Regions from separate parts of the Homo sapiens genome. Here region 1 is linked to region 2. A link is a loop called in an ENCODE intact Hi-C map of the cell type or tissue named here. Cell type or tissue: mammary epithelial cell. All regions are shown on one strand. Links, peaks and the distances in the headings refer to the core of each region. The heading gives the core; the rest is flanking DNA. Region 1 has its middle 260 kb from the start of NECTIN3-AS1. Region 2 overlaps LOC105374037 (a long non-coding RNA gene).

Region 1 (11,331 bases), core at 3,197-8,196, 240 kb before region 2:
TAATTTTTTGTATTTTTAGTAGAGACGGGGTTTCACCGTTTTAGCCGGGATGGTCTCGATCTCCTGACCTCGTGATCCGCCCGCCTCGGCCTCCCAAAGTGCTGGGATTACAGGCGTGCGCCACCTTAACCAGTTATTTTATATTCAAAATGGATTACTTGTAGACAACATATACTTGAGCCTTCTTTTTAAAAAACCTGAAAATTGGGCTGGGTAGGGCGCGGTGGCTCACGCCTGTAATCTCAGCACTTTGGGAGGCTGAGTAGGGCAGATCACCCGAAGTCGGGAGTTCGAGACCAGCCTGACAAACATGGAGAAACCCCTTCTCTACTAAAAATACAAAATTAGCTGGGCATGGGGGCACATGCCTGTAATCTCAGCCACTCGGGAGGCTGAGGCAGGAGAATTGCCTGAACCCGGGAGGCGGAGGTTGCAGTGAGCCGAGATCGCGCCACTGCACTCCAGCCTGGGTAAGAAGAGCGAAACTCCGTCTCAAAAAATAAATAAATAAATAAATAATAAGAAAATTGAAAACCTGAAAATCTATCTCTTAGTGTGTTTAGATCATTTACATTTAATTTAATTGTTGATCTGATTAGATTTGGTTGATTATTAATTTATTATCTTTTTATTACTAATATTCTTTGTCTCCTCTATTTCTTGTTTCATGTTTCATTTTCTTGACGTTTTTGGTAATTAATTAAACTGTTTTTAGTGTTCCATTTTAATTAATATATTGGCTTTTTGGTAAAGCTTCTATTTATTTCAATAGTTTTTCTATGGATCACAGTATGTCTACTCAACATTTCACTGTTTATTTGAGTTAATATTTTATCATTTAAAGTAAAATGTAGAAGTCTTACAACCATGTAGGTTTGTTTACTATCTACTTGTTCTAGGTGTCATGTGCATTGCATCTAATTATATTTCAAAATCACACAAAATACTTAATAATTTTTGCTTTCAACAGTTATATACATTTTTTAAAAACTGAAGAAAGGTCATATAAAGTTAAAAAGTTTCTGCACATCCAAGGAAACAATCAATAAAGTGAAGAGAGACCCACAAAATGGAGAAAATATTTGCCATCTATCCATCTGACAAGGAATTAATAACCAGATATACAAGGAACTCAAACAACAAAATAGGAAAAAAATCTAATAATCCAATTAAAATATGGGCAAAAGATGAATAGACATTCCTCAAAAGAAGACATACGTATGGCACACAGGTATATAAAAAGGTGCTCAAAATCACTGATCATCAGAGAAATGCTAATAAGAACTATAATGAGATATTATATCACCCCAGTTAAAATGGCTTTTATCCAACAGACAGGCAATAACAAATTCTCGAGAGTATGTGGAGAAAGGGTAACCCTCATATATTGTTGATGGGAATGTAAATTAGCACAGTCACTATGGAAAATAGTTTAGAAGTTCCTCAAAATACTGAAAATAGAACTACCATATGATCCAGCAATCTCGTGCTAGGTATATATCCAAAAGAAAGGATATCAGTATATCGAAGAGTGTCTGCACTTCTATGTTTATTGCAGCACTATTCACAATAGCCAAGATTTGGAATCAACCTGTGGCCATCAATAGACAAATAGATAAGGAAAATGTGGTATATATACACAATGGAGTACTATCCAGCTAGAGGACATTATCTTAAGTGAAATAAGCTAGGCACAGAAAGAGAAACTTCACATGATCTCATTTATTTGTGGGAGCTAAATATTAAAATTATTGAACCCATGGAGATAGGGAGTAGAGTGATGATTACCAGAGGCTCGGAAGGGTAATGGTTGAAAGGGGGAAGTAGAGATAGTTAATGGGTACAAAAAATATAGTTAGAATGAATAAGATCTAGTATTTGATAGCACAACAGGGTGACTACAACACTAATTTATTGTACATTTCAAAATAACTAAAAGAATATAATTGGATTGTTTGTAACACCAAGAAAGGATATTACACATTGTATGCCTATATCAAAACATCTCATATATCCCATAAATATATACACCTATTGTGTACCTTCACATTTTTAACTTTAAAAAAATGAATAAAAGAAAATAGTATATTTAACCAGATATTTATCATTTCTGTTGTTCTTTCTCCATTTCTGAAGTTTCAGGATTCCCTGTGATATTATTTCCCTTAAGCCTAAAGAAATTCCTTTAGTATTTCATTTGGAATAGATCTGCTATTAGCAAATTCTCTTAGCTTTCCTTCATCTGGTAAGGTCTTCATTTCGCATTCATATCTAAAAGATGTTTTCATTGGCTATATAATTTTGTGTTGACAGTGTTTTTTCTTCCAGTATCTTAAAGATTTATTTTGCTGTATTCTGGCTTTCATGTTTTCTGATGAGGAAACTTCAATCATTGCAATTCGTGCTCACTCTATGTAATGTTTGGTATTTACCACTTTGATCATGATCTGTCTAATCCTAATTTTCTTTGAGTTTATCCTTTTAAAAGTTTTCTGAGCTTCTCCTTATAGGACTCAAGTGACAAGGATGTTATAACTTTTGATATTTTTCCCACAGGCACCTAGAGTCTGTTATTTTTTTCAACATTTTCCCTTATGTTTCTTAACAAATAAATTAATTAACAGATAATTTCTGTTGGGCTGTCTCCAAGTTTCCAGTCTCTTTCGTCTGTTTTCTTCATTCAGTAGGTAAACTCACCAGTGAATTTTAAAATTTTTATCTATTATATTTTCTTGTTCTAACGTTTTCATTTTTAAATTGTTTTTAATTCACTGCTGAAAATTACTATATTTCAATTTATTTCCAGTGTGTTTACTTTTAACTACACCTACAACTAAAGGATAGTTATGTTCTTTGCTATAAAGTCATTCTGTGTAATTCCAACATTTGGGTTGCCTTGTGTTTAGCATTAGTTGATTGTATTTTTCCTTGACAATTCATCATAGTTTCTTGGATTATGTATAATTTTTTGGAGTATACACTACACATTTTTGATATTATTCTGTGAGATTGTAGGTTTTATTAAAAGCCTGTTGACAATGTTGTTTATTTATAATATGTTCCATTGCCAGCTCAATGGATAAGCCCACTGTAGCTTAACTCACCAGCTGATTATAACTAAAACTTCTAAACAAAATATAGAGTTATTGTTTTTAGCAGGTAGTTGACATATTTAGTAACTTATTAAAATTTTTCTTACCTTTTTGGTTTCAAAAGGTGATTAGTGGTTTTAATATCAGTTTAGTTTCTAAACCTTTGCTACATTGCTTTCAGCCTGTGCCACTCGTGTCACCAGGGATTAGTCAGAAACTAAGAGGTGGTGCTTTATATTATGGCTCAATTCTTGAAGTTTTTTCTGTGTTACTTTGGGGTTTTCCTATGCATTCACAACTCAGAGATGAGCTCAGGAGTTTAGCTAATTTATACATAGAATTAGGAAATTTCCTTCTTCTGCCCTCTTTTCTACTGGATTCCCCTACATTTTCTGTTTTGCAGGGGATGTTTTGCCCAATCCTCTGACCAAAAAGATTAGGTTTGTCTTGCAGTCTTAGGTGCCTGTGCTACCCCCAGATTTCTGTTATTGGAGTTCACTCTCAGGCCTAGTTCATGAAAGAAAAGAAAAGACAAAAAAAAAAAAAAAACTCCCCCAAAAATTATACTCACATGAGTTTCCTTTTTCAGTTTTGACTTTCCCTCTCCAACCTGCCTGCTTTTTTATCCTATTCAGGTAATTACTTTTTGTATTTTGTCTACAGGTTTTAGTTGTAATCAGTTAGGGAATTAAGCTATAGTATGCTTATCCATATTGGCTGGCAACAGCACTTTTTATAAACATAATTTTGGATGGTTACATTGTAATTCACTTTATGGATATTTTAAAATTTAAAATGGCTTCTCTATTTAGGAACACTTGAGTTTGTTCTTTGGTTCTTCTAAATAGCATTACAGAGAATATTATTAAAATAAACATTTCTCTAAATCTGATTATTTCTTTAAAAGAAGTTCTTATAAACCAAATCACTAGATCAAAACATAAGAAAGCATATAATTCACTAGGACAAAGCATTTTTACTGCCAAGGCACTTTGACTTTATCTTGGAAGTGATAACACATGTGCTGTAATGACATTATCAGTGTTGTGGTTTACACAAAAAGCTCTGGTGGCTAGAAGAATGAGCTGAAAGGGAAGAAGGAGGTGGAAAAATCATTCAAAAGTCAATTACAATGTTTTGAGTTAGAAACTCTAAGTGTACGAACTAAGGCATTGTTACTAGACATGAAGAGGGGGCAATGGCTCCTTTTTTTGAAACAGAATCTTGCTGACAGAGAAGATAGGATTTCAGTATAAGTCATGGATGACCTAGGCTTTGGATGACTCAGAGACCAAGAGAACAGGAGGCAGGATGAAGAATAAAAAGAGTGTACTTGGAATTTTGTGAGGGAAGTGGTTTTGCCACAGGAAATCCAGGTTTCTGTAGGAATGAGGAGCTAAATGGATCTTACGTAGAAGGCTTTAAGAAAACAAGAACATTTCTTTGAAATGGGGCATGATGGCATAAAATAAGATAAAAATAATCGAGGAGAAAACAAAAGGAAAAGAGGAGATCTAAGCTGAATAGAAATGAGGGTTTGAGAGGAGGTGGGTGATGACAGTAGAAAATCTGCAAGTTGATAGGAATGAAAGAACAAACTTAAGAATGAAAAACCTCCACTACCCAGTAGGTCTGCGGTCAGAGGCGGTTCCTTGTGAATGCCACTTTGTTCCCCAGATGACTGAGAAGGTCTTAATGCCTTAGCAGGAAGTCTGCCCCTGCCTTGTGGTGAGGTCACTGGCAGTTTACTTTGCCTCTTTGCAACCAAAATCTATCTTTGGTAACAAGCTAGTAACTACTTTTGGTTCCCAAACTCCCACCCTTCCCTACCTCAAATTGTGTAGCCTCCATCCCCATCCATAGGCTGAAGCCTCTGTTACTCACAAATTCTGATAGCACTCAAAGAGCTTTGAAGTCATCATCTTACAAGTTGTATGCTCTTCAGGAATTTGCTCAACCGCCTGTGGGTATTTCCTCATCTGTAAAATGAAAAGGCCAGATGAGTACCTCAAACATACTTTGTGGCTCATTTTGAAATTATAACCTCAGCATAATCATTTTTATAAATCTATATTGTATACATTTGGAGAATATAGCTAAAACAAGCAGCTTGGGGAATGACTCAGTGCTTGACCATAAAACCATTCTGTATGTGTCATTACTAGACTAAGCAACAGCTTGCAGGCTAAACTATGAATGTTAGACAGATACTTCTAAGGGGCAAACTGTGAGCTAGAAGTTGTGGATGTGGAAGGAGAAGCAGTGCTAAATCTTTCTGACCCAAGTTATAGTCACCAAACTGATGATTTTGGAATTAGCAGCTAATGGTATCTGTTTCTCAATTGAATAGTAAAATTGGTAGTGGAACCAGTGTGAATAAAATTCTGAATCTTTATTACCTAATACAGGTGCAAGTCAAACACAGACAGCAATTAGGAAATGATTGTGTGGTGAGTGAGTAGGGAAATAAAAATTATCACACTATTTCAGAAGTTAACAAAGTCACTTTGGAGGGCCTCATGAAGTATTCCTTATAGCTATACCAGGATGAATATTTAGGTTGTGGCTATGCTGGGTTTAGAATATTACGATGCTTTCAGGCCTCCTGAATGTCTTCCTAATATCCTGGCTGCATAGGCCCCTTGTTTAGGACTTTCCAAACCTCCCCCATGACTCAGCGACTAAAGGTATAATGCCTGGAGTACCCTGCTCTTACAAAGTGGCTAATGTTGATATCTGTGTATCTAGCCTATGCAGATTATTATTCATTTTGATTTTTATCTCCTGCCTATACCTAGAACTGCTTTTTCTAAAAAAAAAAAAATCACTGCATTACTAACATTAAAACATCAAGATATTTCAGATAAAATAGAATTCAGATGGAATTCCCTATTTTTTCTTGACAAATCAGAAGATCTGATAAGATTGGGTCTGTATTCTTACATACAAATAACTGTCTGGAGTTGCATAGTTTCTGCCATCTCTAGATCAATAGAACTCCTTCCTTTTCCCCAGAAAAAGCAGAGGCACATGTACTTTACTTATCTGCCAAACTCCTAAAGGAGGGTGACCACATTTCCTAGTCTGCCTGTAAGAATCTCAGTTTACTCTGTTGACCTATAATTCATTAATATTATCCCCTTTTGTTTTAAAACATGGCCTGGTTGGAATGAACAATTCAGAGGACTCTGAATCTGTACTCTCTAAGGAAAGCATGCAATCGACTATCAAAAATTGTATGCTTAAATGATGCTACTTTTTATTTCAGATAAAATTACTTACATAAAAACTTTATTAAGCATCCACTACTTGCAAAGCACTGTATTAGAAGCTGAGGATAGTGTGAGATCAAGAAGAGACATGATTTCTTTTCGTAATAATTATGGACTCTATTGAAAAAGATAGACAACTATAAAATAATTAAAATATGATTAGTAATAACTTAGAAAAAAGACATAGACAAGAACCTAATCTTATCTAGACTAACTAGAGGTGGCCTCTAGATAGAAGCTGAGACTTTACTTTTCCCCTCTCAGATTGGAGCAGAATAGAATGGGGAAAGTGTGCTCCAGAGAGGGAGAAGTGCATGCTTGAAGATCTAACACGATAATATGGCAGGTTCAAGGAAGAGAAAAATATTTCAGTGTCCCTATAGAATGGGTTGGTCTAGTAGGGATAAATGATGCAGGTAGGGATAAATGATGCAGGTGGGAACTCACAAGCTGTGTTAAAGGATTGTTCATTCATTATTAGGTCAATGGGCAAAGATTTGGGCAGGGTAGTGTTAATACCACATTTATGTTTAGGAAGATTATTCTAGATCAAGTATGCAGAATAGATGGAAGCATTAGGAGGCAGTTACAGTAATCTAGGGAGATAATGATGGTATGGCTTAGAATACAGTGAGATGGAGGGAAATGAGATCTAAGAAGTATTAAGGGGATAAAATTAGGAATATGCAGTAGTTAACACAAATATTGGAGATGAGGAGCAGGGAGGGATAAGAGATAGCTCTTAGATATATGGCTTGGAAAATGAAGTGGATGAAGCTGCTTTGCTGCCTTTCATTGAGATAGGGAAGATGATATATATACATATATGGAAGGAGGCCTGATGAGTTAGTTCTGGATAAGCTGAGTGTGAAGTGCTGTGAGACACATGGGTGAAAAAGTCCAATAGATAGTTGAAAATATATGCAATTGGATTGCAAATCCAGACAATAGCCTGGGAGTATAGATTTAGGAGTCATCTATGAATTAAAACAATCTTGGTACATATAAATAGAAAGAATCATGATGCAAGTGATAAAACTTACAAAAGACTGCATTAAGTTCTAACAAACATTATTTGATTGGACAAATACATATTGTGTATTTATTATGTATAAAACACAAAAATAATTCAAATAATTAGGTTGGACAATTGCTGGAGAAGCTTATGGGGTTGAGAGGGTTTTGTTTATTTGTTTTAGACAAATGGCATATTGATTATGTTTAAATGTTCATAGAAAGAAACCAGTAGAAAGTGAGAAGAAGGTGACTGGTGAGAAAGTACGAAGAAGATTAGGATCAAGGGAGGTTGAGAAGAGTTGAGAAAATGAAAATTAGCAACTCCAGATATTGGGTTAAAATTATTTCCTCCAAAGAGAGTGTTGCCTATTAATTACAAACTGTGTAATTAGTTTTTCAAGTAATGTAATACCAAATACAAACAATCTCTGGTACATTTAAAGTCCATTTACGTACAAACCATTCTCCTGTCAAAAAGATATTTCTTCATGTGAGCTTGTCTTCCAGGTCACCAAACTGACGACATCTGCAGTGCTTTATAAAGTTAAATATGCTTACTTGGAATATTGCTGGTTCTATTAACAGCTACTTTTATCCCCTCTCCATTCCTTCTTTACCTCCTGGATTTTTTAAAGGTAGCTCTCAAGTTCTGTCACAATCTCTGATGCTCACATCCCATGTTCTTACAAATAGCTTCTGAATTCTTATTAAGTAAATCTCACATCATGGTGAAGTACCAACCTACACACACTAAAGCAATGGCAATCAAAGCATTGCCAAAATCTTTATTCCTGAAAGTCTGGAGGTAGAAGTTAAATCATTAACTGACTTCTATTCTAATTTGGCCATTGAAGCATGGCTTCATTTTTTTCTGGTGACTAGCAGAATCAACAAGCCACAAATGTTCAGTCAACTTAGGCAAGATACCAAACAAAAAAGAACAAAAGAGGACAGCATCACTTTTCTAAAAAGCCCCTTCTTTCAGGGAACTCAAAGGACATCACATGCATGAACTCATTAATATCTTATAATTTTCTCACAGTGTGAAAACCATTTTAAAGTTAAAGCAAGGAGCTATTTTAATAGTCTTTGGAAAGTTTATCAGTAAAAGCCTGAACTAAAACAAAAATTCCTAATTCCCTTGGTGGTCTAACACTGGTTACACTGAGAACGTTCCCATGCTAGAACATTAAGATTATTGTAAAAAATAATATAATTATTTGGCATTTTGAATAAAACATCACTGAGGCATTGAAATATAAATTACATTTTTGTAGTTTGAGTCCTCTGATGTCAGCATACATCATTATTTCCCAAATAATCTGTTCTTCTCTGATCCCTGTTCTATCCAGAAGAGAATGAAGACAGGCTCTGGAATCATACAGAGGCAATTCCATTCCTAGCTTGGCCACTATAGGATCTTAGATATTTTATTTAAGTTCATTTTTTAATCTGTAAAATAGGAAAAAAATACTCTCTCATACAGTTGCCATGAACACTAAACAAGGTTATGAAATGACCTGACTCACAGTTGAAACTCAGGAAGTATCCAGTTTTCTTCCTTTTTCCAAATGGAAATGAAACTTCTAGGCTAACACACATTCTCCCTTTCCTGCATCATTCTTTCCCATTGTTCCCCAGACAATCATTGTCCTTTACACATTTCCGAAGTCAGATTCCCTACTCCATCTCTGATTCTTTTATCTTTTATTTTTCAGCTGGCATATAGCATCTGTATAAAGAAAGTAGGTTATATTACTTTTAGGAAGCCAGAACACAATTTGTAGAAACCAATTACTTTCATCTCCCTAAAAGCATTTTTCAACAGCAAGAGCTCAAGTCTCTAATAAGGTATACCGCATCAATAAACTGAAGAGTTTGGTTCAGAATTTTAAATTTTTAACAAGAAAGTTATACAATATTATAGTTATTATGTTAATTTGGCACTGATTTTAAAATCTGGTATAGTATGCACTCAATAATTTAGAGATGAATTTGTAAATTGTCCATATTTCACCAGTTCTTTTATCTATTGGATAGTGGAAAACTAATTCAGATATCCCTTTATAGGTGACTTTCAAATTTATAGAATTATTTCTTTGGGAAACAAATTCTTTTTTCTGACTTATATTGAAAAGTATAAATTTTGCTTTTGAAATGTGATCTCTAAAGACAGAAGACAAGGTTGCCAGGACAGGGGGAGAGGGTACTTCTTCTATTGAATATAAAAAACTATTTTGTGTTCAGCCATGTGAGGGGTAGGGATAGGATGGAAATTGAGGCTAGCCCAACAATCATTGCTCCTTTAATTTCTATCTGGCAAAGAAGGCTCAGTATTGATCCTGATCCACATCAATCATTGCAATTACGCATTCATGTGGATGGTTTTCAAGCAACACCCAGAGATCACAAGATTATATACCATGAAAAATAATTAAGTGTTACAGTATTATTTTAAGATTTTATTATCATTTTTTCCTGTCTTGGTGAACCTTATAGAAAATATCCCAGTTCTTCAGTGATTTGATAGTATTTCTTACTTACGTGACTGTTAGAGCATCAGTTGATTGAGGTAAAAAACTGGGCAGGTTTTTTGTCTCCATAATTTGCACCTATAACAATTGTTGAGAAAATATCGGGTAACTGAATAGATATATTAATGGATAACTGAATAAAAGCACTAATGATATTGATAGTGAATATTCACTCACCGGCTTTAAGAATTCCTCATTGGCAGGTGCCTATTCTTTCTGGGCACTCCAGCCTATTTGATTTCATTTAACATTCTAAGGAAGAAGAACAGAGAGACCAGTTACAGACAATTAAAGAACCAGCAGAATCCCTGAATATCTTTGCATTAATAGAAGTTATCAGCTTTTTTTGATGTCCTTTTCCAGAATGGAGACAGACCAACTAAAGACTAACAGTGTTTAAAACTAGTGGTGCTCATTACGGCTGATATTACAGAGTATAAAGAGGCATATTTCCATTTTTTAACACCAATACATCTACTTAATGTACTTGTTGAATTTATTCCTAAAATAATTCTTTGAAATACTTCATAATGATTGCTTTATCTTCAAAGCATATGCAGGCATTTAATTATATGATGGTATACGGTGCTTTGGGGGCTTTTTTTTGGTAAACAAATTGCCAATCAGGGGACTAAAACCTGAAAATTCAAGTCTCAACTAATTTTATAGTGTGGGAAAATGACTAACGTATAAGAAATGTTTACAACAATTACACAGTTGACTTAGCAATTGGCTTCAGACCATTGTCCAATTTATGGGGAATGCACATTTATCTAATTTCTCACCATATTAGCAAAACTATATATTCAGTGAATCAAAGAATATAGCCTATAAATTGCCTTAAGAATAGTTACTGTTGCCTTTCCTTAGGCAGACTGTTCTAGTATCTATCAAAGTGATGCTTTAAAAGGAACAACTCTTCTTAATAATTGCATTAAAATAATATGGAATTAGAAATTTTCATACTTCAAATTTTAGATTTTATGTAACATCTATATGTATTTGCTTATATAGACATATATAGTTCATATACATGTGTATGTAAATATGTGTGTGTGTATCAGCTTTCCATTTCAGTGATCTACTTTTTTTTTTTTTTGAATTAACTCATTTCTCTGGTTGAGTGATGTCTCTGTTTTAGAGAATACAGTTTGTGTTTTTGTAATAGAATTATTGTCCCAGAAATTGACAGAATGTATTTAAAGCTATCGTAGCACTTACATAGTTCTGGAGGATTTGGGGCATATTTAAATATATTTTTCTGTGTTTTTGATTTTAGAAATTTTCTTTGATATGTGACTGCTATATTAAGGCATAATACGGTGATTTCTTTTCAATATTTGTAAGAGAAGTGCTTATTTTAACTTATGAGGAAACAATGCTTACCATAGCAATTTAAAAGTTTATCTGGGTAGA
Region 2 (11,331 bases), core at 2,457-7,456:
GGATCATGCCTGTAATCTCAGCACTTTGGGAGGCTGAGTGGGTGGATCTCTTGGGCCCATGAATTTAAGACAAGCCTGGACAACATGGTGAAATCCCATTTCTATAAAAAAATTCAAACAAAACAAAAAAGCAACACATGGTGGCATGCGCCCTGCAGTTCCAGCTACTCGGAAGGCTGAGGTGGGAGGATCACTTGATCCCAGGAGGTAAAAGATGCAGTGAGCTGAGATTGCACCACTCCACTCCAGCCTGGGTAGACAGGGAGAGACATTGTCTCACACACAAAAAAATAATAAAAATAAAATAAATAAATAATTTTTTAAAAAGTGTGTTGCTACACACATCTATTACTATAAACAAAATTTTGAACAAGAGGATTATTTAAAATCCTGGATAGGCAATAGCATCAAGAACAGTATTTGATTTTACAGGTATGACATTCTTAAACTCCGTATTCCTAGGTTTACAAGATGCAGCTTCACAAGAATTATCTAAACCAAAGACTGTGGCTTGGCTTTTTTATAGAAACATGTAATTTTCCTGAAAGCTACTATGTTATGAATTATATAGAGTAATAAGTATAGGCCTTTGATAACATGTTATCTTATTTTGGGCTCTAATTTGTACAGTAGTGATTATAGTTCCAAAAAGTGTTCTCTCAGTGTGAAGATACATACCATCTTCAACTGCATTACTGAGAAGGTATCCTTTTAAAATTTATCTTAAAATATTCCTACTGTTTACTAAAATAATGTAGTGAAGTGGTAGGAATATCCTATATAAGTTTGAAGATAAAATGTATTCCTTCTATATTTCTGAAATTTGCTAGATGTTAGGATTATTAGGTGATTATAGAAGTTACAGAGATGGATCACTACAGAAATCTAGTGTTTTCTTCTTTGTCACTAAATGGATGCTGCTGCAGGCAGTTAGCTTGTTTCTTAGCTCACCAAAATGCCGGTGATTTTTATACATATTCTATGGGCTGATTCATAGTTCTGACCCTGCTTTTTGAAAAGATGTAATTTCCAGCAGGTTTTTTGAGAAGGTCATACACATATTGTCTTGATGTCATGTGGAAAGCACTGGCTCATCACAAGAGCCCTGTGGCTTTTAATGAGTTTTGCCATCAGAGAGGTATTTGAATATTGTTCAGTAGCCTTGTGTCTCATCATTATATTTTGCTTCAAACTTGAATTAAAGGAGAGATGCAAGCAAAATCCTGACAAAGCAATCGATATTTACTTTGTGTATAAACCCTTGCAGCAGATCAAACTTGAAAAAGATATCCTGTTTTCTAGTAATATCTAACTGGACCCCTACAGATATCAAGCATAGGTCTCTTTAACTAGGCAATCCCAGCATAAATGGAGTGGTTACCGACACTAAATTGGTCTATTTATCCTGGAATGAGAGAGGAATTGCAGTCAGCAGGAGGGAGGGTAGTTTCTGAGTCATATGCTCTTGCATAGAAGAAGAGATGGGAGGTGTTGTTAAAATTAATTTGCTACTCAGGCATTTTAGAAAATATACTTGCCTAGCTTCCAGGATTTAGAGGTATCCGAAGCTGCTGGCAAGTAGGCCACCTGAGAAAGACGTGTAAAACATGGTAGAAGAAGAATGAACAATATTTCTGTATCCAATTCACTGTGACTTCTCTGTTTTTATTTTTTCTGGTGCCCTTAAAATGATCATGAAATAAAGGGGTGAGAAGATGCTCAATTATTGGAATGCTTGTAGTGAAGACAACCATGGCTCAAGCATCTTCTTAGTCACACAATAATGAATACCTCCCTAATTTGATGTGCTTCAAGTAGCTCAGACTGTTGACAGTAGCAAATCTGGTAAAAGAGGAAATGACCTCTGCAGAGCCTATGGAGGGTATATAACAGACTCTCAGTAGAGGAATTCTCACTTTTACCTCCAGCTAGTTCTGCTGCTGCCACCAAAAAAATTTGAGGTTTTCCTCTTCTTCAGATAAGATTATTATTACTACCACTAAAATGAAAGCAATAACTACTACTACTGCTACTAAGAACAGTAGCTGCCATTTATTGAATAGGATGTGTTAGGATCTGTCCTGAAATCCTTGTATGCTCTATTATTAGTCCCCATTATAACTCAGATATATTGCTCATCTCATATTGCAGGTGAGGAAACTGATTTAGAACGATTAAACACACACAGAAAGTAAATGGTGAACACAGCATCTGTACCTGTCGCTGTAGCCCCCAAATGCAAATTTAGTCATCATTTAGTTAATTAATATGCAAGAGGTGCTTACCAGTGTGAAGAGTTTCATTTTGTAAATCATGTACAGCAAGCCACATGTACAGAGCTCTTTCTCCTGTTCTCTCTGATCTGATCTCGTTTGCTCCTTGACAGGCCATCCCAGTCAGCCCTGCTTGGGGATCACTAGTCATGGATTTATGTGACCATCTCAGTCCCACACTGTTTCTCTTTATTTTGCTCAATTCATTTTAGTCCCAATTTTTCAGTTTTCTTTTTATAGTTAAGAGCTTTGCTTCACTACTTCCTTCATAACACTAATCACATACCCACTCTTACTTCAATCTCCTTTAGTGTCAATTTATTCTTTAAACATGTATTGAATTCTTACTATATGTTGAGGAACTAATACTAGTATTAATTGATCTATGATCATAGGAAACTTGGAGGTTAATGAAACAGATACAGATAAACAGCTAAATGCAGTTCAAGGTGATGCATAGGATTATAGTGATAGGCAGAAAACAATACATTATAAAACTAGAGTGGAAACATCAGAGGTATCTTCCTAAAGGAAATAGTAACTAAACTGAGTGTTGAACACCAAAAATAAGTTAGTCAAGTGAAGAAACATTTCAAAAAGCAGAAATAGAATGTTTAAAAACAATGTTAAAAGAAAATTTCAATTAATTCCAAATGACTGGAACTTAAGACTGGGAAAGGTAGAGGCTTATGGGACTAGATTGAGGAAGTATTCAGAGAGAAAATCAGGAAGGACCTTGAAGCTCCCCACAAGAAGACTGCATTTTATCCAATGAACAGACCCTGGGCAATTTTACATACTAATTGAGAAAGGGAGTGAGACGGGCTTGAACTAAGGCATACTGTAGTTCTGTTTACTGCAGAAAGGAAGTTCAAGAACAGCATCACAACTTGTCTGGGCATTATTTCCTCACAGCTAATTTAGGCTTCTCTGCACCCCAAACTGGCCAAGAAAGTTAAAATGCTACATTTCTCTAATAATTAGACTTCTTCATACTGAAAATTTCCTTTGAAAAAAATAAGGATATTTTAATATGAAGCAGAAGTTTAGCAGTTACTTTTTGCGTGCCTGTGTGCATGTGTGCATGCTAATTTCTGTGAGACTTGGTCATAATCTTAATCATTCTTGAAAGCAGAGAGTGATGAGTCTGACCTCAGGGAAAAGCTAGGCTGTCTTTCCTGGCATCTTGATATTATAATAGATTTTAAGATTCTGTCAAGTATACTGAAGGGAGAATCCATGAACACTGTACATTTATTAAAGACCTACTATGTGTCCGCAATTTTCTCTATGCTATGAAATGTAAAAACAAAATTTAGTGTCTCTGTCTTCAAGTTGCTAAAATATAATTGGAGAGAGTAAAAAAAAAAATCCCCAATATTATTAGATAAGATTTTGTGGCAATACAATCTTTTAAAAACTTGGTAATGCAGGCTATGAAAGCAATGGGAGTTCAGGGAAGAAAGATGTCCAAGCAGGATATGCTTGACCAGTGGGTGCGATAGAAGGGGCCTTCCTTTAGCTGGAGGTCCTGGCTGAGTAGCAAGTACGGTTAGTTTACAAAAAGGGAGTAAGATTGCATACTGTGAGTGGAAGGGGCCAGGGTTGAGGTACAGAGTATTAAAAATCTTTAATGCTAAGCAAGAAATGTAGGTCTTATTAGGTAAGTTGTGAACAGAATATAATAATGAAGTCTTTTTATTTTTTTTTAACTACTTTTGCAGTGGTGTATGAATTTGCAGCCACATGCCTACCTGGATTTGTGACTTTTGTGAAAACTCACTTCCTACCCTGGCTTCCCCTATGAAAGCAGGGCCTGTGACACAGGCTTACATGGAGATAGTTTATTTTGAGAAATCATCCCGAGTCAGGAGAGAGTGACGCTGGGATGAGGGAAACGAGGATGGAGGACAAGGCCATGCAAGGTTCAATAAATACTAAGCTGTCCTTGCAAGGGCATCTGGGGCTGATTAGGCTGGGGCTTTCTGTGGAGTCATCTCACAAAACCTACCCAAGGAACAAAAGATTGGCACATTTATTCACAATTGCTCCATGGGGTATTAACTTCCTCATTGTTTGCATTGCATTTGCATGACTGCTTGATGCTGAGTCAGAGATGCCCAAGAACAGAAGATGAGAAATTCTAGGTTGAGCTGAGAGTAGGTGCTGTATTTGTACATTATCAAAGGTTGTGCATAGAAAGGTCTGGAGTTTAAGATGAATTGAAAAGTCCTGACCAGAGGCAAGAACTATCAGATATACTCATCATTTCATTTTTAAGTAAAAATTTTAAATGATTACAAAATGTATACAAATTTATTATTACCAAAAGTATTATGTTAACAATTAACCAACAAAATATTGCCTAGAAATCATTTGGACACATCTTTAATGAATAACTTAAACTGAGTTATTATTAATATTCTCTTTCTAAAAGCCTAATATGGTGCCTGACATGAAGTGGGTGTTTAATAATGACATATGGAAAAATTGAGTGCATTATATCATGTAAACAAGTGCTTTCAAAATGGATTGAAAGGTATATTCTTCAGTACAACTGGGGTAGCAATGATGTCAGGGAGTGAACCAGAGGGCTTATTAAGGAACTAATTTATTTTATAAATATTTACAGATGGCACCAGGGAAAACAATAGCTTACCTTGAAACCAAATTATTTCAAAACCCATTTCAAATTGTAATTGATTAGTTTTTGAAATCATGTGTTTTTTTAAAAAAAAATTAAACCCCTTATCAGAGAGCTTTACAGTTTGTAGTAACCAATAATGACATAATGTGCAAACGTAAATGCAAAAAAATTAAAAAGCCACAGAAGAGTGTTACAAATAATTAATAAAAGGATGACTTTGTAGTTTTAAAGTAGGCTAATAATGCTTACATGTCACATATATAGCGTATAGTATCATTTGTAAATATTCTGGTAAAGTGAGCTATTTCAAGACATGGAATCATATCTTTTCCATCCTCTTTTAAATGCTTTTTGTTCAATGAATACATCACTAAACAAAAATTTACAAAACATCTATGTGTCCACTCAGGAGTTTGAAGTAAGTGCCTGCTTCCATCTGTCTACTTCCATCTCTCTACTTGTTTCTTTCCTTGCTTGAATGATAGTATTAACATACTAAGAAGTTCTTGGACATCAAATTTTAGTATTAAAACATACGTTTTTGAAGCAAAATGTCCTCATCGTGCTCTGGAGAATTCCCTTCCGGTTTTAGCATGGTACCCACAGATTCACCTCCTGGTGGTGATGCTTGTCAGCTACAAAGGCAGGTGTGGTTTGGGCAGGGAGTAGGCTCTGAGCCCTTCTTCCTGGACTTTAATGAATTATGAAGATCCAGTTGCCTTAGATTTTCTTTCAGCCACATAGCCTTAAATCTGGGCAGTCACTTCAGAGATGTTTTTGTTGGTTTTAATTCTGTAGTATCTTGTGGACTTGCAAGCTCCCAAGATTTCCAGTGCCCATAAATATAAGCCATAGAAAATTTTTCATCCATGGAGCTTAATTTTAATTTCAAGTCATCTTAATTCTCACAACAATAAGTGGTTTAATTTTAATGAAGTGATTCATGACAGACAAGACATCACCACAAGAAACCAGCTGAAAAGTGATTCGTTTTTCCCTCAGACTGTGTTTTTGTCAGGATTCTGGAGAAATTAGGAAAATGGAATCAGAGCTGGCCAATCGTTGCTTATGTAGCATTGTAAAACTCTTAGGCATCTTGTCTAACATATTTATCTTAAACTTTGTATCCCAATGCTTAATGAAAGTACATCTTTTCCAGAACACTCTTATATTTTGATATCAGAAATCTCATGTTTAAGAAACTTGCTGCTTGGAATATTAAAATTCAGTACCCGATTGTGAAGTGTGATAGAGCAAATCATCTTTAAGTATAAATCTTTGTCTGCCTTTATATAAAATAAGGTCACAAAAATTGAATGGTGAAAAGTCAAATTATATATACTAAAGGGGACAATTATAAAATGTTAAAAATTCATAAGGTTACCTTCTTCTTTAGTAAAATTTTCTCCGTCTAAGGAGAGGGCATCACCACTTACCTATTTGCTCAAGTGATTTGTATTGGTATCATCCTTTTTTTCATTCTTTTCCTTTACCACTAGTCCAGCAAATCTTGTAGATCTGTTTCCAAAATATAGCTCTTCACTTGTTTATTTGCAGAGCTACCATCCTATTCCAAACATCTCTCATGTACACTGTGATAATATTCTCCTCCTACTCTTTCTTCCTGTGTCCATTTTGTCCCCCTTTATATACACAATTTACCCAGCTGCCAGAATAATCTTAAAACATAAACGAGAAAACTTCACTCTACATTTATATTATAGTCTAAATAAAATCCAAATGCTTTCACAAATCAAGTACTCCTTTTTTTCAGAGACCTGGGAACTTGAAACAAATTGTCCATCCTGAACTTTCTCTCCTCTTTTGATCATGGCTTATCTCTCTCTATTCTTTTCCTTTTCCTATCTTTCCTTTATAAATATTTCTGATGTTTTTATATCAATTAGATGCTGTGCTAAGTAGTGCAGTCACTACAATGGGTGTAGGGGCCAAAGGGGACACAAAACTTTTTTTTTTTTTTTTTCCTCTCTGAGGTTTATTGAAAAACCAGCTCACAAAAGGAGATTAACTGAAAAAAAAAGGCATAAATATGTGAGACTGTGTACATGGAGGAGAGCCACAGAATAATTCCCTCAACCTTCCCATGGGGTTCAGAAGCTTATTTATCATCTTGAGGTTATAGAAAGAATAGAGGCTTGGACTGTAGCCAAATAGGTTCTGCTGGTAAACAGGTTATGGGAGTTGGAGAAAGATGAGGCCTGGCAAGCAAAGACAGCCTTGTCCTGTAGATGAAACCTCACAGGTAGCAGCCCTCAGAGAGAATAGATGGTAAATATTTCTTTTTTTTTATTTAAAAAAATTTTTTTTAAATTATACTTTTTTTTTTTTTTTTGAGACGGAGTCTCGCTCTGTCGCCCAGGCTGGAGTGCAGTGGCGGGATCTCGGCTCACTGCAAGCTCCGCCTCCCGGGTTCACGCCATTCTCCTGCCTCAGCCTCCCAAGTAGCTGGGACTACAGGCGCCCGCCACTACGCCCGGCTAATTTTTTGTATTTTTAGTAGAGACGGGGTTTCACCGTTTTAGCCGGGATGGTCTCGATCTCCTGACCTCGTGATCCGCCCGCCTCGGCCTCCCAAAGTGCTGGTATTACAGGCGTGAGCCACCGCGCCCGGCCTAAATTATACTTTAAGTTCTGGGCTACATGTGCAGAACTTGCAGTTTTGTTACACAGGCATACATGTGCCATGGTAGTTGCTGCACCCATCAACCCGTCGCCTACATTAGGTATTTCTCCTAATGTTATCCCTCCCCTAGTCCCCCAGCCCCCAACAGGCCCTAGTGTGTGATGTTCCCCTCCCTGTGTCCATGTATTCTTTTTGTTCAAGAATACATGGAACATAAGAATATTGTTCTTATGAGTGAGAACATGCAGTGTTTGGTTTTCTGTTCCTATGTTAGTTTGCTGCGAATGATGGTTTCCAGTGTCATCCATGTCCCTGCAAAGGACATGAACTCATCCTTTTCTATGGCTGCATACTATTCCATGGTATATATGTGCCACATTTTCTTAATCCAGTCTATCATTGATGGACGTTTGGGTTGGCTCCAAGTCTTTGCTGTTGTGAATATTTCTTTCAGACTTTTAAAGGTGTCAGACTCTCTGTTAATTTTCCCTAAATTCAGCCAACGGAAGGTCTCAGAGAAATCCTGGCTGCCTCAGATGCCGATTTGTGCTACAGATGCAAATCTCACCCACAAAAGACAGCTTTCCAGGTTATTTCTCTTTGCAGGCCCTCTGAACCGCAATCTCAAAATATGCCAAAGAAGTGTATTTTGGTGTGAAATATTTTGATTTTCTGTATTGGAATTTTTTTTACCTCCGAGAGCACAATAAACATTTTATCCATCATTGAAGCCTTATCTTGTACATCAACTGTGAATGAAAACTCTCTTGACCCTCTGAGCAAGGTGTAATCTCTCATATTCTTTTAAAAATACTGCCTACATATAATAAAATTCATACATTTTACGGCTATGCTTATATTTTTTCTTAATTAATTACTTTGGACCTTTGTCAAAAATCAGTTTACTATGTATGTGTGGTTTATTCCTGGTCTCTCCGATCTGTCACATTGATCAATTAATCCACCCTTATACCAAGACCATGTTGCTTGATTATTTTTAGAATAAGTTTTTAAATTAGTTGATGTAAGTGCTCAACATTTACTCTTATTTTCTCAAATTATTTTGAATAATCTTGGTCTTTTGCATTTTCATATGAAGTTTAAAATAAGCTTACAAGTTTCTTCACAAAGTCCAGTAGTGTTCTGATTGTGATTGCATTGTACCTACAATTTAATTTGAAGAAGATTTTCATGTTACCATTACAGAATCTTCCATTCATAAATATAGTATATATCTTTGTATATTAAGGTCTTCCTTAACTTCATTTTTTTTTTAATTTTATACTTTCAACTTATGTTCTTGCACATTTTGGTCAAATTTAGCCCTAATTATATTTTCAGTTGCTATTGTAATAAATAATGTTGCTTTTTAAAAATTTTGTTTTCTAATCATTTTTACTGCTATATAAAAATATAACTAATTTTGTATATTGATCTTGCATCCCAAAAGAGTGTAACATTCACTTATTTATATTAGTAAAGTTTTTATGCATTTCTTAGCTTATTTCTACATATACAATCATGTCGTGTGCATATAAGAAAAGTTTTATAATTCCTTTATAATCTCTCCATATGGTTTCTATTTCTTTTACTTGCTTTAATGTGTTAGTTGAACATTCAGTAAAATTTTAAATAGAAGTGGTGAGAATTGACCTTCTTTGTTTTAACCTTGAGTAGGAATCACTCATCTTTTCAGCTTTGAAGATAATCTTAGTTGTTGATTTTTCAGATTTTCTTAATCAGGTTGAGAAAGTTTTCTTCTATTCTCAGTTTTCTGAGAATTGTTATCAATGAAAAGGTTTAAATATTTTTCAAATAATTTTCTTGCATGCATTGAAGGGGTCATATGGTTTTATCCTTTATTTTATTAAAATGCTGAATTAAGTTGATTGATTTTTCACATATAAACCAACCTTAAATTCCAAGGATAAACTTCCACATAGTCATAATGTATTATTCTTTTTACATTTCATTGGATTTTATTTGCTAATATATTATAGCTTTTGTGTCTATGTTCATGAGGACTATTAGTCTGTCATTCTCGTTTCCTGTTATATCTCAACAAAATAAGTTGAGAATTGTTCAGACCTCTATTTTCTGAAGCTGTAGAATTGGAATTGTTTCTTTCTTAAATGTTTGAAAAAAGAATAATCAATGGAGCCTTATAAGCTGGAAGAAATATTTTAAAATAATGTGGAGGAGGAAGTGGATTAATTATGAATTCAATTTCTTTAATTTGTGTGCATCAATATACATTTTCTAGTTTTTCCTACATTAGCTTTGGTAGTTTATTTCTTTCAAGAAATGTGTTAATCTCATATAGATTGTCAAATGTATTGCCATAAAGTTGTTCATAATATTTCATTACTATCTTTTTGAACTCTTAAGGCTCTGTAATGATGTTACTTCTTTCATTTGTTATTAATAATTTGTGCCTTAACTCTGCTTCTCTCTTTTGTTCCTTCCTTTCATCCTTCCTTCTTTCCTTTTTTCTTTTGTTCCTCATTCTCTCTGGCTAAGCATTTATTCATTATATTGACTGTTTTTCAAAAACAAGTTTTAATCTCATTGATTTTTATTATTTTTTTGTATTTCATTGATTATTGCTCTAATTTTTTGCCTGCTTTGGACTTAATTTGCTTTTTTTTTTTTTTAGAGTAGAAAATTAGATCATAGATTTCAGACATCCTTATATTCTAATAGAAACTTTTAGTGCTATACATTTTCCTTTAAGCATTGCTCTGGTAGAACCCCACAAATTTTGATACTTTATATTTTTATTATCACCAATTTTATAATTTCTTCTTAGCCAAATATTTATTGAGAAATATATTGTGTAATTTCCAAATACCAGGGATTTTCCTGGCAATATTGTTAGGAAATTTTAATTTAATTCCATTGGGATTAGAGAACATATTGTATGACTTCAAACTTTTTACATTTATTAAGGCATTTTTAATTCCTCAAAATATAATTTACCCTGAAAAATGAACAATATACATTTTAAAAATATGCATTCTTCTATTTTGAGGTGTAGCCTTTTATAAATATCAATCAACGAAAGATATTTGATAGTGCTGTTCAGATCCATGTCTGCTAATTTTTGTCTAGCTATTTAATAAATTACTTAGAGAAATGAGTTTTTTTCACATAAAATTATAGAAGTGTATAATTTTTCCTGAAATTTTGTTAATTTTTGCATCATGTATTTTAAACTTCTGTTATTATCTGCACATCAGCTATTATTGTTCTCTGATGAACTGACACACAGTTATGATTTTTTTTGTTTTAATATCTATTTTCTCTCATAGTTATGTAGTCATTCTAGCCTCTATGCTCAGTGTTCACATTTATTCATTTATTTCTAACTAATCTTTATATTTTAAAGCACATCTCTTGTAAGTGGTCTGTAAATGTTTGGCTTAAAATTTTTTTTGGCAAACTTTTTTTATTGGAATATTTAATTAATTAACTTTTAATGTAACAATTGACATGTTTGCATTTGAGACTACTATTTTGCTTTTTATTTTTTGGTTATCTTTTTTGTTTTCTGTTCCTCTGTTCTTCCTTTTCTGCTTTTAAAAAATAATTTGGGCTGAGCGCAGTGGCTCACGCCTGTAATCCCAGCACTTTGGGAGGCCGAGGGGGGTGGATCATGAGGTCAAGAGTTTGAGACCAGCCTGACCAACACAGTGAAACCCCGTCTCTACTAAAAATACAAAAATTAGCTGGGCGGTAGTGGCGTGCGCCTGTAATCTCAGCTACTT

Evidence for each region. Peaks named below come from ENCODE experiments on the same cell type or tissue, not always from the same donor. Only the 100,000 strongest peaks of a DNase experiment are listed, where the experiment ranks them.
Region 1: it touches region 2 in a loop (2.5-fold over the local background); 4 of 110 quality-filtered maps call a loop at or near these places.

Annotation. Positions count from the first base shown.
Region 1 is chr3:110,808,166-110,819,496 of GRCh38, reverse strand. No RefSeq gene overlaps it. Among named protein-coding and RNA genes, the nearest start is that of NECTIN3-AS1, 260 kb to the left of the region's middle. In mammary epithelial cell, for the core only: no CTCF peak of the experiment used is centred there; DNase peaks (open chromatin) are centred at 4,386 and 5,146; H3K27ac peaks cover 2,495 bases.
Region 2 is chr3:110,570,105-110,581,435 of GRCh38, reverse strand. The region is part of intron 3 of LOC105374037 (a long non-coding RNA gene); the gene reads left to right. Among named protein-coding and RNA genes, the nearest start is that of NECTIN3-AS1, 490 kb to the left of the region's middle. RefSeq lists an enhancer at 4,042-4,630. In mammary epithelial cell, for the core only: no CTCF peak of the experiment used is centred there; a DNase peak (open chromatin) is centred at 4,335; H3K27ac peaks cover 443 bases.